Linked DNA regions of Mus musculus: region 1 is linked to region 2. The links are chromatin loops, found by intact Hi-C in ENCODE. Cell type or tissue: left cerebral cortex. All regions are shown on one strand.

Region 1 (8,000 bases), 130 kb after region 2:
TCCTGCTTCCTGGCCCTGGCATTCCCCTATACTGGGGCATAGAACCTTCACAGGACCTAGGGCCTTCCCTCCCATTGATGACCCACTAGGCCATCCTCTGCTACATACATCCTCAGCTAGAGCCACCAGTCCCACCATGTGTTTTCTTTGATTGGTGGTTTAGTCCCAAGGAGCTCTGGGAGTACTGGTTAGTTCATAGTGATGTTACTCCTATGGGGCTGCAAACCCCTTCAGCTCCTTGGGTACTTTCTCTAGCTCCTTCATTGGGTACCCTATGCTCTGTCCAGTGGATGACTGTTAGCATCCACTTCTGTATTTGCCAGGCACTGGCATAGCCTCACATGAGACAGCTCTATCAGGGTCCTGTCAGCAAGCTCCAAGATGACCTATAAAAGAAAGCCTTTAATTGGAGGCTCAAAGTTGCAGAGAGTTAGAGTCCACAATCATCTTGTCAGAAGCATGCAGCAGGCAGAAAGGCATGGTGCTGGAGCAGTAGCTGAGAGCTTATCCCTGATATACAAACACAGAGAAAGAGAGAGACAGGGAATGACTTGGACTTTTGGAACCTCAAATTCCACCCCTTGTGAAACATGTCCTTCAATGAGATGACATCTGCTAATCCTTTCTAAGTAGTTCTACCCACTGAGGATCAAGTATTCACAAACAGCAGCCTATAGGAGGTCATTCTATTTCAAACCACCACAGCATATCAAAATATTTATTTGTTTAAACTTATTGTATTTTTATTATATTTTCTCTTTAACAATAACTAGTAAAATTAAATTCTCTTGCTTTTTTAGGATATAGTTCCTACTATTTTGTTTTTAATGGATTTCTATGTAGTTCTATTACCAATATTTTTATTACTGAGTGCTGAATGTAGTAAATGATTTTACCTTATCCATTGATAAAATCTCATAATTATTTCCTTTATTTATTATATTATTTTCCTATTTCTGTGATAAAACACTATGGCCCAGCAATTTAGGGAAAAAGGAGTTTATTTGGGCTCACTGTTCCAGAATGGTAAGATTTCATCATGGTGATAGTCTTTGTGCAGGTTAGAAGGAAGGTAGGAATTAATAAATGAAAGAAATAGAAAAAATATATAGAAATTAGGAAGGATGAACTGACTCCATACATATTGATACAAAGAGACTAAAATCCATGTTGAAGGAATGAAGACAGTAACACTGAATCTATATATTAAAAAACATACAACAAAAGCAGTAACACTTATTGCTTATGACAACAAATATGTACAGGGTGATTTTTAAAAGCTCAGAATAAATGCAGAAAAAAATAGATACTTATGGCAGTGAAATGGATTTTAATATGAGCGATATAGAGAATCAAATCACATAAATATTTTAATATAAAAGGGAAGTTATGTGTGTTTACATATGGTATAAAGTGAGAATTGCAACCCACTCAATTCCACAAGTATAAAACTAAAAAAACAGAAAAGAATAAAAGAGGAAGAAAGAAAGGAAGAAAAAAATGGAAGGAATGAAGAACAGTTACAAAAATAATGGATGGGACAGAATAATTTCAATAAAAGTAAGGAGGGGAGGGGAAACAAAGGAAGAGGCAAGGAAATAAGGAGGAATGGAGAAGGGAAGAGGTAGATAAAGTTAGTCTGGCTCTCAAACAGACTATGCGTTCTATGACATAATGCTAACATGCCTAGTGGAACTATCTTCTGCAATCATAAACAAAAGCTGGATGGAAATTTAAACTAATTTAACTTTAAGGTGAGAAAGATGTGACTTTCTCTGAACATGCATTCTCTCATCTCCCATCTCCTCTTCTGCTGGAGCCTTCTTGCTGACCCTGAACATATGGATGTCTTTTGTATTTGAGGAAAACTTCTGAGGTTCTTTTAACTGGCTTTATAAATAGGTAAATGATATGTGTAATGTTGTAGGCAATAATTCAAGTTTTATGAATCATGGGGATTTTTAAATTTTGGTCATCAGTAGCCTTGTTTAATGGAATTTGCAATAACTGAGGTTTTTCCAAGGAGAATGTTGTCTCATCCCACAGACACTTTCCTTAATCCCCTATACTTCCCCAAAGAGAATCTATCCCAGTGAGTTAACTTATTTCCCTGCAGTCAGCTTAGGCTCATCATAGGAAAAATAGCTGTGTGAATATGATTAAACCTCTGGAAAACATAGATGCAATGGACAAAATTAAGACAAGTGGGTGAAAATAGTTTGGGTTAAAAAGACATAGAAGATGGGATAACACACATACTCAGAAGGAAAAACCAAGGTCATGGAAAGTCACCCTGCAGTGTGTGCTCTTGCTTTTATGTGCCAAGTGTTCTTTGGACTTAAATAGAGCTGATAAGGGACTGATAAAGAAAGGGTATATATTTCAATAGAACCTTCCAACCTAGCTCTCTACTAAGTTCTGAATTATTTCAGTGAATCTTCACCATCAACAACATTGAACATACACATTGTCACAATTTTTTCATCAGAACAGAGGAAAAAATGGCATTCAGAAAAGAAATGCTGTGCTCAGGATCCAATAGCCAGAAGCTACTCCACACCTTCATCGTCCACCCTTCTTGTCTTACCTCCTTGCCCCCCACTCCTACCCCAAAGTCCCATGGAACAGAATGAGCAAAGTAGATGCACTTTCTCAGCTGGAGAAAAGTGGCATATAGATTCTATTCCACCACCAGTGACCCCTCAACTTTTGGTTGACATTAAATTGAGCAAATGTTCCTCAGGTGGCAGTCCGTACTCTCTGCTCACTACTAAAAAAGAGATGGCTAGCCCAGATACATTAAAAACTGTCTCCATCTGACCCATTTCATGATATTTCCTTTTTAAAGACAATGCCCTTTTTCACTGCCAACTGGAATTTCATAAGCTTTGTGGCTGGCTTTTCAGTCCAAGCTATCATAGTGTGGCTGGTTCATCAACACAGACCTTGCCTTGTTTTATAACAGCTAGAGCAGTTATCTACTGACTTCATCCATCAGGAAATCTTCCCCAAACTGCCTAAATTCTTTTTATTTTTTCATGGTCTGAAATGGTTCCAAATATATTTTTTTTATATTAGGACTCTTCTTAAAGTATAGATGTTCTGGACATTAACAAGAAGTAATAAGAAGGTTATTAGTTATTCAAACTTAAGTGTGAATTAACTCAGCTAACAGGGAATTGACTTGTAAAATCCACTGGAAAGTAGAGACAGCAAAGCCAACATAAAAGAGATGATACTTGAACATATTGTGAGGGCATGTATCATCATTACTATTTTTTTGTTACATATAGAAAGAGCAAGTTGAATTCCCAGCAATGCAGAATTGGAGTGAAAAGGACTCCAGTTGATGAGACAGTTTGGCAGATGGAGATGTATGAATAGAGAAGTAGGCTTCACTTCATGCCCACTCAGTGAGTCATTTTCCTGATTACTGTGTTAAACCCCGCAGGTTTAACTTAAGTAAGGATATATCCTGGCTCACAGATGCAGAAGATATAAACACATTATGTGAGACAGGCGTAACAGCAGGAGTGTAGGCTGCTTGTAAAGGACACTGGTCACATTGCTGTGGCAGAGGAGAGCCACAAGCACTCAGGAAAGAATTGAAGATGGATATTATGTCCTCCAGGTATTGCACACATTTGGAAGAGTTCATAATCTCTCAAAACATCTTTATCATATGGGGAGCAGGTGTTCAAACAAATTAGCCTGTGGAGGATATTTCTTATATAAACCATAACACACATTCAATCTATTTAGGCTTCTTCTACAAGATTCGCTCTGGAGACTTTTGGTGAGACTCCTGTTCTTATTCTCAAGTCTTAGCTACTTGTAGAGCTACTGTCTACAATGCAGGACACAAATCTTCATTCTTTATTGCCACACTAACGCTAACGGGGTTTCTTCAACACTCACATTCACCAAACCACTGTTCCAGAGGCTGCTCTTCTTCCCATCTAGTGTCAAAACAGCATCAAACCGCAGCATATCTTAAGTGGGTTAGGTCCAGGAAATACCTACTGATCACAGCATGCTCACACTGATAGCCTCTTATTTCTTCATTGTTACGTGGAAAGATTTCTGTTGCATGCAATTTAAAGGAAACATATTATAAATCTTTTACATAATTATTGATTGAGCTGTATTTTTGTTGTTAGCTGTGTGAGTGAGAAAGCAAGATCAGGAGAGAAAAAAAGACAAAAGAAAAACCAAGACTGAGAAGCAGAGACAGAGAAAGAAAGGAAGACTTTACAATTCTCTTGGGTGATGTTCCTGATCTAGGAAAGAAAATGAGTCTTTGCTCACTTGCAAATCCTTCCTGAGTCCACATACTTGGCTAGCAGATTAGTTCTTGCCACTTCTCCTCCTTTTGTTGCTTCAGGTAATGTGGGACATCAGAATTCAATATTGGTGGAAAGGCTGTCCAGGGATGTCTTATTCAGCATTCCAATGTACGTTTCTAATGGTTACAAGGAAATGACATAATCACTTCATGGGGGGTTTTACCTTACCTGCATTGCTGCTCCTGGATATTTCCCAGCAGTGTACTAAGACACCTCTAAAACACATCAAACTCCAAAGAGTCTGAGTGTTTTTATCCTTAGCAGGAAAAAAAAACAAAACAAAACAAGGTTTCATCTTAGAATGTTTTGTTGAGGAGAACAGTGCTGGTGTTGTTTGTCTGTTTGTTTTTAGACACTGCTTATCCCCTGAACAGACATCAGAGTACTTTGTGTGTAGGATAATATTGGTAAAAACAATATCCTAGGATCTATGCATAGTGGTACAGACCTATAGTATTGGAATGTGAGAGACTGGGTATGAAAGATTAAAATTTTCAGCCCAGGCTGGATAGCAAGGTAAAGTCCAACCTGGGTTACATGAGCGCTCTGCTTCAATTTAAATACATTATTTAAATCACCTAAAATATTATTGCATTTATTTATTTATTTATTTATTTATTTACATGACTGTCTGTCTGTCTGTCTGTCTGTCTGTCTGAAGACGACTTGTAGAAGTCAGTTCTTTCTTATCCATTTGGGATTGAACTTGGATTTTCAGGATTGGCAGTTTGTGGTTTTTACCTACTGAGCCATCTCACTGACATCCCATTTTATTTCTTCTTTAAAATAGCATAGAAATTTTTATTATTAAAAGTAAATGCATGAGGTTATTTTAAAGATGTAGGTAAAGTACTTCTGAATAAAATTCAACAAAATTGAGACATTGACTTTTGTGATAACCAGAGAGATGAAATATAAAAGTTCTGTCATTGGGCATTACTGTGTGTCTTTTGCCTATGTTTACACTCATCTGATGGAGAGGCACTTGTCTGTAGGATATGACAATTATCAGGAAACAGATAATTTGTGGTATGAGCACTGAAGCAACATCTCTGGATGAAACCACTCTGGATCAAAAAAAAAAAACATTTTGCAGGCTATATTCCTGATAGAAATGTATATTGAGTTTATAGAATGGTAGTGTGTGTATAGAATTGTTTAGTGTACAGAGCTATAAAACCATAAGTGGGTTTCTTCCAAGAAAATTTGGCTTCCTACGTAAGAATAAAACCTCAGGACACAGTGTCTTCAGTGCTACAAATCTGCTTTGGGTAATGTTTCTTGCCTCACTGCTGTGGTTTTCTTGGCTTCGTTCATGCCTCTTTCATGCCTGCCCAATGTTGAGGAAGCAGTGCTCATCTGATTATGACATTTACTGAATCGTAGAACCCTATGAGAGCGGACTGCTTCCAAGTCATACCAAACTCCAGTGAGCTAAAAAATAATTGTGATTCCCATAAAAGAACTCAGAAGAAGTGGGTGTAGACTTAGTTAATTATAGAAAACAGAGAATGACTCATGCCATGTTAGTTAACATCAGCAAACTCAGTAATCATAGACTAAGCCTGCCCTGCTACAGAGTTAATGAAGTAAAGCAGTATTTGTTCCTTGTCTCAACAGAAAAATGACAGCAGAGCAATATTTGCAGTCACACAAATTCCAGAGCCTTAAACCATGTTATGGAAGCTTAGCTAGACAGGATGGAATAAAAATATTACAAGTTTGCCCTCAAAGGGTATGTGCAAATGTCATGGATACTATAAAGAGAAAAATCAACATTGAAAAATTTCCAAGGAGTAGAACTGAACAGAGCCGTTAAGAAAAAGGATTTATCATGAAGGGAAAAAAATAGACAAAGACTGGCAAACCTGAAATGAATCGAATTATTCAGAAGGCAAGTGCCTTAGCCACAGTACCGTGGAACTGTGGAGCAAAGAACTATTGGTGTAGTGAGAGGCTGTGTTTCTTTAAAACCCCATTTATGTTATAGAGCTAGGCTTTCATTTTAATCTGGTGTGGAATATAAGGCTGTTTCAGATTGTCCACAGAAGCTAACTGTGATTTGTCTCGTGCTCTGGCAAAGGCATAATTCTGCCATCTGAACTCTTAGAGGGGGGCAGCTACTGCTCCCCCAGCTGCTGCTGCTGGTTCTTATTGTGGTGGTTTGTCAATTGGTCATGAGCAAAAGCAAGAGAGGGAGAAACTGAAGATATCTCGATGATGGTTAGATTTGCCCCAAGGAACATAGGGTCCTTAATCACCAAGAAGTAGTCTAAAGAGATCTATACTCTCTTTCCCTCTTAACCTTCTTTCTCACCTACATAGTGTTTAGAGGTTGAAAGGGTGAAGAAGGGTGGTAGATATAAAAACCCAATAAAGTAGCCAAAAGACCAGTTTTTATAATTAAAGTATTTTATTATTTTGAATGAGCGATGTTAAAATGTTTTATTATTTTGAGTATGTTATAGGTGTTGTATTTACATCATTTCTGCCTCCTCTTCTCCTTCTAACACCTTCTATGTCTTTTACACTCAATTTCAAATTCATAATCTTGTCTTCCTTAAATAACACAGACACACAAACTCTCTCTCTCTCCATATAATATATATGTATATATGTATGTGTGTATAAAATCATAAATATATAAATTATACAAATTATACACACATATATTCATATATCTGTAAATGAATGTATATTTCATTAGCATGGCTCTTATGTACATATGTTTAGGAATGACCACTTGGGATTGAATAACCTATCAGGAAATGCATCCCTCGAGAAAATTGATTCTCCTTCTATCAGCAACCATTGATTGCCTAGAGGTCTTCATCTAGGGATGAGGTCATTCCACTATCATAAATAGTAATTTTTTCATATTTTTCATTGATTATTTGGGTGGTGATTTCACCTCATGAACCATGAACACACACACTTCCCAGATTTTCTGGGTCTGCCCCTGAATCTTGTGACCTCAACGTCCCCACAGAAGAAGAAGGAAGAGCAGGAGGAGAAAAGAGGAGGAGGTAGCAGAGGAGGAGGTGGTGGCAGAGGAGGAAATGGAGAAGAGGAGGGGGGGACAGGGGAAGGGCAAGGGGAAGAGGAAGAGGAAGGGAAAGAGGAAGAGAAAAAGGAAAAACAAGTCTGATTTGTGTTGCTCATGTACTCACTGAAGCATGGTCAAAGCCCAGTGACCAGGCCCTTAAATAAAACTGAGTTCTTCCTGCACCCCTGCCCTAAGCCATCAATTGGCCATCAATTGTAAAGAGCTAACATACTTAATACAATTTTAAGAGTTCTCTTTTATGGCTTTATGTCTAGGCTGTTACTCTTGGTGGGGAGGGGAGAGTAGAGGCTGTCACAGAAGTCTTGTATGTCCCTCTTTCTAAACTGTGAGCCTTTTGTCATCTATACCATGACAAAAGTACTTCCTTGCCTTTTACAGTCTGCAAGAGCACAGATCATGAACTTACTCATGGTTTTTGGTGTCAGCACAGACCATGGACATCCACATAGTCTCAGGCATTAGCTTGTGTCATGGACCCCAGCATTGTATCCAGTGAAAATACAGGCAAAATGCATCAACATGGCCTCATGTGGCAGTACAGCCCATTCACATCAGCATTGCCCTTGGTGTCAGCATAGCTCATGAAC
Region 2 (8,000 bases):
GGGCTTGTTTGTGGGAGACTGTCTTGATTTTTAATTGATGTGGAAAGACAGCCCTCTGTGAGTGACACAATTCCCTAGGCAGTGGTTCCTGCATAAACTTGTTGGGAACAAGCACACTGGCAGCATGGATGCTTTTCTTTCTCTCTGCTCTTGGCTGTGTTCTTGTTATGTGTCAAGTTCCTTGAGTTTCTGCCTTGGCTTCTCTAAAACGGTGGGTGTACTGTGACCTGAATTTGTAAGCTAATGTAAATTCTTTCACCGAAGTAACAAAAGATCACCTTTCAAATTTACATTCAATTTTGTCCCACATTTTATGTAAGTCTTACAACTTATAGCTCCTTCTTAAAGGCTAGTTGAGTCTTCTCTCAGGCTTTTTCATTTTTTTCTTTCTTTCTTTAAATTGTCACCTTACTAGAGAAATAATATGAATAATATAATCCCAGTTTCATAATTTACCATACTGAAGTATATCAATATTATATTCCATCAAGTTCCATTAAATATTTCCATCTATTTCCAAATAAATGTCATTCTCTGCAGTAGGACTCTTTCAACAAGTATGGGTAGCTTCATTTGAGGTCCATGTCCCATCCTAGTGCATTTTAATTCATGTGTCAAATTCTCTAGATTGCTGTGTCACCTTCTCTAAATTTCATTCTTCTTTTTCTTTTTCTTTTTTCTTTCTTTCTTTTTTTTTTTTTTTTGCCACTTAGCTCGATGAGAGTCTAACAGAGTTTTTAAAATTTTATTTCAATGTGCTTTGAAAAAATAGAATAGGCCTGTAGCCAGAGTTACTTTACAGAGCTTGTTATACTGGCTAGAAACAGACTCAGCATTTGTCTAACACCTGATGACTCACTGGGTTCCACTAACTGGGATTTCAAAATGTTAATTCAATTGCCATATATGGTAGCTGTGAGGATTTCCTGTTAGATTTTTCAGAAATACTCATTGCATTGTGGTGGCTGTTTATTTTGAATAAATAAGGAAAAATATGAATAAATAAGGAATGTTTTCTTGCCCTGAGAAGCCATGTTGACAGCCCCATTTTAGAAATTTCTAAGGAAATCTGAATTTTACCTTTCTTTTAATTTTAGACCTCCAAGAAGAACCTGAGGTAAGAATTACAGTTCAAGTAATTTTCTAGGTATAGGCAACACTGAAGAAAATTGCATTTTAAAAAAAGAAGGAAGTACTAAAGATGTGCTATTGTGACACTTAGCACAGTATATTACCACAGGAAAATCTGGCATTAGTATAAAGCATGTGTGTCAGAATTACCTCAACCAAGAAGAGGAGGACTGATGTGGATCTCCACCAACTTCCAAATTATCTTAAGAACTTTTTCTTGCCGGGCATGGTGGTCCACGCCTTTAATCCCAGCACTTGGGAGGCAGAGGCAGGTGGATTTCTGAGTTCGAGGGCAGCCTGGTCTACAAAGTGAGTTCCAGGACAGCCAGGGCTATACAGAGAAACCCTGTCTCAAAACAAAACAAAACAAAACAAAAAGAACTTTTTCTTTCTCTTGGGGTGGGAATGATTAATTCTTCTCTGCTTCTGAGCCATGACTTTTCACAGTTGGGAGGAAGGGATTAATCCTTGGGTTCACCCCATGTGTAGAACTGACCATTGTCACTTGAGCAACACATAATATCAAGTCTTCAAGAAATTCATGCATTTGACATTCAGAAAACTATGGTTAGAGCTAGCATTCCTGGCAACACCTTAGTTCAAACGATAAATCTTGAAGGATTAATGAATATTTAAGTTTCCTCATACAGGCGTCAGGATTTAACTGAAAAGTCAAGTTGAGTCATGCAGTTCGAGCATTCATCTCTAACGAAAACATCGGAAAGTATTATTATACTATCTACCACAGTGACAACTGGAATGAATTCCCAACGAGAATTCTGGTATTTGTGCAAAAACACATTCCTCCAAAAAATTCCAACCAAGAGGACACTTAATTTAGTATTTTGTGAAAATGTTGGAAAATTTAAAAATATTTTAACCTACACATTGTCTTTAGAATACACACACACACACACACACACACACACAAGTGCATGCACACACTTATACAATAATAATTATAGGAAAAGAACTCATGAATTTGAGAGACAGTGACCGAGCACTAGAATTGAAGTATGAGGGAGGAGGAGGGGAAGTTAGGCAAAACAGTGTACTCATGATTGAAATTCTCAACATGAAGAACAGACCTAAACTTAAACCAAAGTAAAAGTATTACTTATAAACCAAATAATGTTCAAACATTCTGATAGCAGTACTCATCTATTAATTTAAAGTCTGACCAGAACAGTGGGCATGGGTATTTTCATCACAAATGGATTTGTCTAGACTTGGCATTTTTCCCACATTTCCAAGGTTTTATCATTGCCCTACACAAACTGCCCTTGCATTATGTGGTCTGGAGAATTTGCTTGAAGCCTGTTTGAAGTCTATCACTCAGGTGCTTTAGAGTTTTGCAGGTTTCTTGGTAACCTTTTTCAGCTGACTTCTCTTGGGCCACATTCTCTCTGGAATACTACTAGTTATCATTAAGTATGACTCTATTCACCTCTTAGCATTTTGAAGAGCTTTCTAAGAATGGGGCTTGTATTCAAAATAAGCCTTCTAATTTAACAATGTCAAGATGCTTCCAGTGTAGGCTATTATCCAACAGCCCAATATTATTAGGTCATGTGATAGTGAAGGCAGAAATGTGTATTTCTAGTAGCCACAGAGTATTCCATTTAGTTACCTGTTGTACCTGGTAAGAACATAAGATAAATATCATTCCTGAAATAAATTTCCAACCATGTGTGAATATAATAAAATGATTTCATGGGGCTGTTAGGTGAACTAGTGGATTCTTAACATACCATAATGTCTTGTGTTAGTTAGAGCATTATTTCTTCTGCCATGCCTTTTACAGTATAAGGTAGATCTCATAAGCTTGGTGTTACAGCACTTCTATAGGGCAGGCGTACCACAGCTTTCCATAATGCATAGTCCACAGCTATATTGTCCATTCAAAGATTTGGTCATAAAAGATAAATATGAGAATGTGTCTTTATAATTAACACTGGCAAAAAGGTTAGGGTTAACATTTTCTTTCTATCATTCTATGGGCTAAGGATGTATACTTCTAGAGCCACCCTTCAAACAGCTACAAGATCAACTGGATGAAATAACAAATTCCTTAAGCATCCAACCTGAATCATGAGTAGCTCTTTACAAATACTTGACTTTATTTTTTTTAATTATATAATTTAAGAGGAAACTGAACCCAAAAGATGATGACTGTCCAAGGACTTGAATGTATGTCCTTAGAATACTGCAATCATGATTTTCTATTTGCATTTCTGCTACATCAGGAACTAACTGTCTGTCATCAACTCTTTGAGCTAAATTATTTTTTTTTCCTTTGTGTCTTTTTGAAATTTTTCAGTTCCGTCCTCTGTGAACCAGAATTTGGAATCACTGTTTTGTGCTGAACTGAATTCAATCCTATTCATTCTCTATGATATGTCCCAACCAAAACAACAGCCTCGAAACACTTGACTACTGAGGCTAAAAGGCATGAAATTGTGGATTTTATGGGATGTGGTGACATTCAACATCTGAAGAATTTTGTGCACTGACCATTTTTCAGAAAATTCTGAAGAAGTAAGGAAGTTGAAATGCATCTCTTTGTATATTTTAATCCTTAGAATGGAAACACTATTATAACAAAGTTGACTGGCCATACAATCTACAAATAGCAAAGAACCTCCATCTCTATGTGAGTTTTGCACAGAACAGTTTCAAGGAGGCTGAAGAGTGTTCCTAGGTTCAACCTGACAGCCCCACAAAGCAACTCTACTGGTCCAGTATGCAGTATTCATCCATGATATAACTTTTCACAGAACAAGCCAACAAGTTGTTGACCCTGTCTCAAAACAAGAGTATATTATATTTTCCTAATTTTATAGACATCAAAGCAATAGATCTGGACAACTAAAGACATTTTGTATAACTTTATTTCAGTATTTGGTAATGTTTAGACATAGCCTCCAGTCCCTAGATGAAGTCATTCCCTACTGTTAGGAACTTTTTCTTTTTCCCTGCCCACTCCAAATGGGCTCACAGTTCTTTATTTAGCACCATAGAAGGGCTCATTTGCCAGCACTGCCTTCACTTTACTTGGCTTCAATTACACAAACTAACCGCACACCATTGGATGGCAGCTGCTGTAGCAATGTGCCTGCCCTTTCCAAATTCATGAGTGGAGATTTTCCACCCACTGTGTCAGGTACAGAAACTCAAAGAAGCATCAAAATTCTCTAGTGCAAAGAAGGAAGAATTCCAACATCATAGTCTTACTTCTAAAGTTAAGTTGTTTGGACCTACTGCCACATACAGAAGAATAATAAAACCTACCAGGGTTTTAACTGATTCATCACTCTGATCCTAGCAATATGCTAAATTCCTTGAACATATTATCTTAATTCATGCCTTATTTTGAAGGTAATCAATGTAAAAATTGTTTATTAAGTAATATATCAAACTCTTAGATAATCAAATGCATTCCTATCTTATGCTTTAAGTCATAAATGGTTTTAATTCAGTTGAGCTGTTGCTCTTCTCCTGTAGACTTGTGGTCCCTGTAGACTGTCAGCTCCCAGCTGCTGGGCAATACCAGTTACATATTTGTGGCCCACTAATCTCTCTCCACCCTGCCAGCTTCCCTGCTCCTGACCACAGAGTGACAACATCAGTTCTACCATGCCATGGAAAACAGGACTCAACATTTCATGAGAGCCAACCCATCGAAGAGTTTCTTGGGTTGTGAAAATCCTCTTAAGCATTTCCATATTTCATTAACCTCAGATTCACCTGCTTCTCTTTGGGTCTTAGGGGTCATTGACCATGAGAAAACTCTGAGTGCAACCACAAATAAAAAGTAGTGTGGTTGCCTTTGGCACAGGAGACTGTGTGAACCTGCAATGTGCTGGTACAGATCAATGGGCATATGGGGCCTAGGAGAATCCTAGTTTTAGGCTACCCTGAAAACCAAGGCATGTCAGGACTCTGAGTTGGTAGTGAAATTTTGCTTCTGCTCATAGAGCAGGTGGCTTGTCTTTTAAGGTAGTCTGAGATATTGACAGCCAAATATAGAAGAAACAACTTTCAGGAGTGAGTGCTGACCATCAGGGGTTTCTGATGACTTCAGCCTATTACAGCCACATTCAGCTAATGCAGCTAGGTACCCTCATCAGATGCCAGGTTGTTTACTGGATCAAAATTACTGCTTTGGTGAGACTGATGGGGCACCTTTTAAGTCTGATCTATCCAGCTGTTCCCTGGCAACAAACCCGTCATCTCACTGAGCATAGGCATGATATTCTAAACTTTTTTGTCTAGTGGGCTTCTTTCTTAACATGATCACTGGTCATTTTCTGGGACTCTGATCCAGCATAACTGGAGATGTTTAGTTATTTATTTATTTGTTTGTTTGTTTGTTTGTTTAATATGCAAAATTTTACAGATTGACTTTGTTTTCTTTGTGTTTGTTTGAGACAGTGTCCTATGTAGTCTAGCTGGACCTAGAACTTAATATATGGCCAAGGATAATCTTTGATAATCAAGGATAATGTTCCTCCTGCTTCTGACTTTAGAATGCTGGGATTACAGGTCTGGGCCAACATGACTGCCTCATTGATTTTCTTGTGAAGGCTAAGTTGGCCTGGAGTACCTGGGATACATCTCTTTTGATAATGATGCATCAACCTTATCATTTGCTTCTGGATACAGTTTGCTAGTGTTTTTATACAATTGATTATTCTTTCATTTGTCTGTGTTCATGAAGGGTATTGGTCTAAAATTCTCTTGTAATGCATTTAGTGTGAATTTCCTAGAAGTCTGTATACTAATAGTCTCTTTTAACCTTAAATATTAACAGAATTCCTCATAAAATCATTTGGGCTTGGAGTCATATGTGTTTGAAGTTTCCATGACATTTGGATGGATTCATTTGCTTTTAAGATTTTTTTCAAACTTCATCTTAAATCAATTTTAATAAATAGTGATTTTTTTCTTTTCACATTTTCACGTAAGATAAAACTATTACATTGAAGTCAGAAAAGACAGACAAAGAGAAGGAAAAGAGCACAAAAGAGTGGACAAGAATCAGAATCCTAATTGAATATGTTCTTATGAATTTCATAAAAGCACTAAATCAGAAGTTATTACATTTATACAGAGGATCTGCTACAGACCCCTGCAGCCCATTTGCATGTTACTTCAGGTTCTATGAGTTCATATGAGCTTTGCTCATGTTAACTTAGGGGGCTTTGTTTCCTTGTTATCCTCCATCCCTTATGGTTCTTATGTTTTTTTCAGCCTTCTCTTTGTCAGGGTTCCCTGCAATCTGAGGGGATTATTTGACAGTGACATCCCACTTACAAATGAGTGTTCTAAGGTATCTCACTCTGTGTAATACCTAGTTGTGGGCCTCTGTATTTGTTCCCATCTCCTTCAAGAGGAAGCTTCTCTGATGATGGTTGAACAAAGCACTAATCTCTAAGTAGAGTAGAAGAATATTACTAGCAATCATTTTATCACTATTCTTTATTCTCTTCTGTTCTCTTTTCTTCTGTTTCTTTTCTTTTAGAACAGTAGTACCTCTTTTCACCCTATGTCTCTAAGGTATCAAATTTCAGGTTCTTGATCACCTAAGCAGTGCTGTGTATGTGTTGCATCTTAAGGATTGGGCCATAAGTCAATTCAGTTATTGGTTGGTTACTTCTATAAAATGCTAGCCACCATTGCCCTAACATATCTTGCAGATAGTGGCTGACTTGGTTTTTGTGCTTTTCCTTTCATAGCATGCACACTACCTTCCTGTAATGAAGATGCTGGAACATAGGGGTGAAGTCTCTATGTAGGCACCATATAGACAACTCCATAGTCTGTGAGTTGTGCAGGTATTGTTTTCAGCAATGCGGCTTTACTGTCAATTTGTGAGAGTAACCTAAAGTCTTGGCAACAGAATGAATTGTTTGATTATTCCCATGGTCTCTCTTTCTATTGGGTTATTTTCTTTTTATTGGGTTATTCTCTAATAACTCAATTAGGTGTAACCCAACACCAGTTCTGGAAGCTTCATTTGCTGACAAGAGATGGCCAGTTGCGTCTCTGTTTCCCCCTGCCCCCTTTAATTGGTAATTTCATTTAACTTCATTCACATGTGTATTTTAGGGGGTTTCTACTGTATTAGGTTTCCTTTACAACCCCTCAAATGGCAATTAATTTTAGCTGTCTCTCCCCATATGTCCTTCCACTCCCCATTCTCAACTTCCCATCCCATTCTAGACCCAGAGATCCATCCATATACACCTACTCTATTTCCCTTTCCTAATGAGAACTATGTGTTCCCTCTAGTCTCTCATTCCATACCTAACCTCTATGGTTCTGTGGATTGTAGTTTGGTTATAATTGACTTAATAGCAAATATTTACATATGAGTGAATACATAACATATTTACTTTTCTGGGTATAGGATATCACACTCATGATTTTTTTCTCATTCACTCTATTGCTTATAAATTTCATGATGTCACTTTTGTTTGGCTTTTTGTTTGTTTGTTTGTTTGTTTGTTTTGTTTTTCGAGACAGGGTTTTTCTGTATAGCCCTGTCTGTCCTGGAACTCACTTTGTAGACAAGGCTGGCCTTGAACTCAGAAATCCACTTGCCTCTGCCTCCCAAGTGCTGGGATTAAAGGCATGACCACCACTGCATGGTATTTTTGTAATGGATATTTTATTTATTTACATTTCAAATGGTATCCCCTTTCCCAGTTTCCTCTCTGAAAACCCCCATCCCAATCTCCCTCTCCCTGCTTCTATCAGAGAACTCCCCTATCCACCTAACAACTCCTGCCTCCTAACCCTGGCATACCCCTACACTGGGGCATGGAACCTTCCCAGGACCAAGGGCCTCTGCTCCCATTGGTGTC

What was found. Hi-C counts contacts between places; a loop is a spot of excess contacts. Peaks named below come from ENCODE experiments on the same cell type or tissue, not always from the same donor. Only the 100,000 strongest peaks of a DNase experiment are listed, where the experiment ranks them.
Region 1: a loop joins it to region 2, with 14 times the contacts of the local background. A loop is called at or near these places in 3 of 42 quality-filtered maps.

What each region holds. Positions count from the first base shown.
Region 1 is chr15:43,583,685-43,591,684 of GRCm38, reverse strand. No RefSeq gene overlaps it. Among named protein-coding and RNA genes, the nearest start is that of Gm41316, 84 kb to the right of the region's middle. In left cerebral cortex, no CTCF peak of the experiment used is centred here; DNase peaks (open chromatin) are centred at 3,461, 4,318, 5,760, 6,209 and 1 more place; H3K27ac peaks cover 3,976 bases.
Region 2 is chr15:43,713,970-43,721,969 of GRCm38, reverse strand. No RefSeq gene overlaps it. Among named protein-coding and RNA genes, the nearest start is that of Tmem74, 150 kb to the left of the region's middle. In left cerebral cortex, no CTCF peak of the experiment used is centred here; DNase peaks (open chromatin) are centred at 843 and 4,201; H3K27ac peaks cover 1,837 bases.